Linked DNA regions of Mus musculus: region 2 is linked to region 1. The links are chromatin loops, found by intact Hi-C in ENCODE. Cell type or tissue: heart. All regions are shown on one strand.

The links. Peaks named below come from ENCODE experiments on the same cell type or tissue, not always from the same donor. Only the 100,000 strongest peaks of a DNase experiment are listed, where the experiment ranks them.
Region 2: it touches region 1 in a loop (2.8-fold over the local background); 3 of 42 quality-filtered maps call a loop at or near these places.

The regions. Positions count from the first base shown.
Region 1 is chr1:186,398,844-186,401,343 of GRCm38, reverse strand. No RefSeq gene overlaps it. Among named protein-coding and RNA genes, the nearest start is that of Gm35341, 7.7 kb to the left of the region's middle. In heart, no CTCF peak of the experiment used is centred here; a DNase peak (open chromatin) is centred at 1,413; H3K27ac peaks cover 723 bases.
Region 2 is chr1:186,188,157-186,190,656 of GRCm38, reverse strand. No RefSeq gene overlaps it. Among named protein-coding and RNA genes, the nearest start is that of Gm35201, 52 kb to the right of the region's middle. In heart, no CTCF peak of the experiment used is centred here; a DNase peak (open chromatin) is centred at 986.

The DNA.
Region 1 (2,500 bases):
GTGAGCAGAGACTGCAAGGTTGATAGTCTGCATTTGATACGGACAGCACAGAGTCTTTGAATCCCACATTTGGACTAGACAATGAGCGGCCTGAGCAGCCACAGCCAAGAGCTGTCATCTGGGGTGGAACGCTGGCAAATGCTTTCTGATATCATTCAATGCAAATCGGCTCCATGAAGGTGGGGCAGGATGGACAGACAGACACACTGTCCTGGGTCTATCAGCAAAGGGCAGAGAGCGTTGAAGGAATATTCTGTTCATGCACATCTATTATAATGACAGAATTCACAACGGTAAAAATGCTGCTCAGAGGACAAGGAAGAGCTGGGTCATAGACGAGCGAAATAATCAACCGACTCAAAGTCAGAGCCTCACTTCACAGCCCTGTCTACTGCAATATAGACATGAAAAAAAATCCCAAAATACAGCTGGACAGGGGTACATACCTATAGTCAGTATTTGGGAGACTGAGGCAGGAGGATTGCTGTGTGTTTTAGGAGAGTTGGGGCTGAATAGCAAACCTCACTAGTTTCAACACAACAAACACAACAACCAAATGACCAGGCAATTATCTATCTATCGTGGGTGATAGAAAAGTGGCTCAGATCTCTGAGTTTGGTCTCTGTATGCGGTGACTGGCAGCCCACAACCACCTGCTTACAAGATCCCAACCCCTCAGGTCTCTGTGTGAAGCACATACATACCCATATACATATAGTTTGAAATAAAAGAAATCTTTGTAAACATCTGCATTGTATTCTGTTAGCTGTTAAGTCAACGAATCAAGGTGAGAACACACATTAACTTAGCCTGTTTGCATTTCCCCTCCCATGACTGTGACTGGAGAACAGAACTCTGGTGTGTCTGCCTTACTCTGTCACTCAAGCACCAAGCACCCTGGTTTTTGCAAATCACAGGCAATTAAATATTTGATTGGCTAACTGGCTTTCCAGGAAAACACACTAAAGCAGAAAATAATAACAAAATCTTAACTAAACGAAATCACTAAAAATCTCCAGCTGGCAAACCTCTCCTCTCTCCCCCCACCCCCTTTCAGGAGATTAATTGCAGCACTTAACATTTGTAAAGCATTTCTGACACATCAAAATGGCCAGAGGGGAATATGTACTGAAAATCTAATCCATTATTATTAAAAAATTGCTTTGTGGTCCCAGCAACTCCCCGAGGAAGCAGGGATGGGAAAGAAAGGGAAACTCACATTCAATATTTTTCTCAATGTCTTAATTTGGGAAAACGCAGAGGGTTTGATGGTGGTTCATTCAGAGGTCTGGGCAAAGGTTCAAGTCCATTCCTGAGTTATCTAAACTGATTCATCCTTCCCCCGTCTAAAGCCAGCAACTGCAGAGCTTTGCGGCAGCAGCTGCTCTGGCTATGCTTTGCGCTGAGGTCTTAGCAATTGTTCTCTTGTTGGTCTCCTTATCATCCCGTGCTTCGTTGTCTCATCTCCTCTTCCAGAGGCTCCCAGCATAATCAGCATCTCCTGCAGCTGCTGACAGACACAATGAGAGGATGAACCTGAGGTTAATGGAAGGGGCCCGGTGAATCCAGTCTGACCCAGAGAAAGGAAACAAGGGCCAGAAGTTGAGCAAGAGCAATATGCAAGTAGAGAGAGCCAGAAGAACTTTAAAGAGCCCAGATATAAAGCCAGAAAAAAGGAATTCAAGAGGTGAAGTGTTCATTGTCTACCACCTTCTCCCCAGCAGAACAAAGTTACAGACTCAACAAGTTAAAATATTTTATTTTCTTGAGGCTGAATCATATATAGATTACAAACAAATAGCATGTATATGTATATATATGTAAGTATACATACACACATACACACATGGTATGTATGCGTGTGTGTGCTTGTGTGTGTGTGTTTGTGTTCCACAAAAGCCACTGGGCTTTTGTTAATGTATGTGAGTAACTTATCAGCTCTTTCTGTTGGGAAATGAGTCTGAATTGTCACAATCCTTTTTCAGTGTGTTCTGCCCAGGATCTTCTCTCAATCTAACCCAAGTATCCAAGGTGGGAGATGGAGAATGACTTCTTCCTGCCACTGAGTGGCACGTTAGGGAGGTGCTCCATCCAGATTCTCAGATCTGAGCATATGACACAAGGCACTCAAGCTGGACCCATTCTCCCAAGTCTTAGAGAATGGAGTCAGACACCCTAAGGGACTAAAGAGACGCTTCTGTTGGAATAGTGGCAACTGGCAAGCACGAGAATCTGAATTTAGACCCTGAGATCCAACAGTAAATAAGCTGGGTGTACAATTGAGACTCCATCATTGGGGAAGCTGTTAAAGGTGGGTCCTGTAGCTTAATGACAGGTATTCTAGCTGAATTTGAGTGCTAGGATCACTGAGAAACCCTGCCTCAAAAACTAAGGTGGGGAAAAAGAGGAAGATAGCCAGTGTTCACCTCTGTTCTCCATACACAATGCACACTTATCTGTATGTATACATGTGCACAGATAGACAAACTTTCTTACACAC
Region 2 (2,500 bases), 210 kb after region 1:
ATCAACCGGGTAAACCAGCACAGCTGCCTTGCGTACAGCTCCTTCTGGCTCAGTCATTTGTACTATAGCCAAACACTTTTATCTTTTCTCTGGACTATCTTGTCAACTCAAAAGGTCGAGGCATAGTCCCTTGACTTTTTTCTGATATTAAATAGGACAGTGATGTCCCTTTGAGAATCAGAGACACGCATGCATTCTCTCCTCAGAGAAGTCTCTAAAACTTTGATTATACACAGCCCGTGCCCCGTGTAAGGCCCAAACCTGAGTTATGTTAGAAGATACCTTGCTTTAGCCAGCTAAGTGTACTTCCAGAAAGCCACATTCCAGACCACCTAGCAAACATAGGTAGACCAGGTGGGATTCAGAATTATATTTGTTTTTCCCTGTTGCAGGAGCTATGGGCAAAGTGGTCAGGAGGAGGTTGTGTTGGGAAGGAGAAAGAAGTGGACAAGCATCCCCTCTCTCCATTTTCCAGAGATGAACTAGAGAGGGAAGGTACGCTGACTGAAGAAAGAAGAAAGGGAGAAACGGAAGCCTGGCTTCCCTTGTGTGGAACGATCATGGGTTCCCTAACTTCCGTGCTATATGGGAAGTTAATATGGGAAGTTCCCCTATGTGGGAAGCTAATTCCTTTGACCATTCTATAGGTATAAAACAGACATGCAAGAGGAGAGCTCTAAAGGGGCCACTATGCATTGACCCGACCTGGCAGCACTAGTCCCCTAACCACAGTTTGCTTCTGGCACCACATGCTTCAAAGTAGATGCTTGACTCTTCTGTCCAAAGCCTAAACGTTCAGCATGAGTAGTGGCACTCTGGCATTTTATTTTGATTCTCATATGTCTAAAAGCAGGAGAGCTGCAGAACACTAGAAGTCCTCAATTGGTGTCCACTTTGGAATATTTGGCCCAGAAAAAAATATCCATTCTCATGCTGCAGGAAGTTGGTCTGCAAGACGAAGGCTGAACCATAGCCAGAAAGCAAGCGCTGCTGGCCAGCGCGTAGATGAAATGTGATCTTGGCTACTCAGGCATCGCTCGCTAAGTTATTTGCAGCTGCCACGACACATCTCTGAGATTCTAATATGCAGAGCTGCTATTTAGACATTCCAAGAGAGGGAGACAAATCTCAGATGTTTGCGTTGAGACGCAATATACTAAGAGATGCTACAGCACACATGTAAACATTGCAGATAGGGCAGGGCAAGACGCGGGAAGGCCTGCTCAATGCAAAAGAGACTTGAAAGATCCAGAGCAAAGACAGAAAATTGAATTTCCATAGGAAAGTGGTGTTTATTATTATTCCATTTAACCATGTGAGGTTTGCTGGGAAATACAGTGTCTTAGAGGAAGCAGAACCCAAAGTAATAGGCAGCCTTATTTATACATTAAGTGTCCTCTAAAGATGGAAGGCAGCCGTCGCTTACTACAGGAGAGTTAGTGGTTTTAAAGCAAGCCATTTCAATAGCTTGGTTCTTTATTCCCTTTTCTCCTAACTCCCCCCTCTTCTCTCCTTTTCTTCTTCCTATTCTTCCTCTCTGTCTGTTTTCCTTTTTTTCTTTCTTTTTATTTTTATTGTTTTTACAAAAGGGTCTTTATGTAGATACAGTTCTGGCCAGTCTGTAACTCAGTTATGTATGGCTAAAGAAATTAAAATTCCAAAAGGACACAGGAAATGGAGATAATTCCCTTAGAACGAGAGAAGAGAAGGAAAGAAGGGAGGGAGGGAAGGAGAGAGGGGAGGAGAGAAAGACAGAGAGGGAGAGAGAGGGGGGGAGAGGGAAAAGGGGAGGGGGAGGGAGAGGGAGAGAGGGAGGGAGAGTGAGAGAGGGAGGGAGAGAGAGGCAGGGGCAGATGGAGGGAGGGAAATTTAAAAAGACCAAAGGGAGAGTTTTTATATTTTATATTTAATTAGTTCTATGAATAGCATCTCAGAGAGTGACAGGTTGTAATTTACAGTGCTGACTTTTATTTCAGGCTCTAGGTACAGTGTGAAATTTGGAGTTTGTGGGTTAAGTGTTTAAGGACTGGCCAAGCAATTGTTTCTGATTCCCTGGCTGGAGCCTTGTTCCTGAGTTGACAGAGGGAGACAGAGACAGCTGGGGTGTTCTGTACGTCCTCACTACCACTGCAAAAACAAAACAAACAAACAAACAAAAACAACCCATGTCCACTGTTATATCTCTGGTCCTCGGAGGGCCTACTAATGGCCAAAATGCAAGTCATTACTAAGAGGAACTGTTAACAAGGATGGCTGCCATTTTGATTACTCTCCGAGACACAAAGCATAACACCCAACCCTGGCACTGTCCCGGTCAGTACTAATTGTCATCTTGATGCGACAGAGAATCCTGAATAAATGAGTAGAGTAATTGGTCTTATAAAGGTTGGTCTGGAGGTACAATTGTGAAGGATTGTCTTGGTTGTTAGTTGATGTAAGGGAGCCCTGAGCTGCATTCTAGGTAAACACAAACCTGAGCAAATCAGAAAGCAGCCTTTTT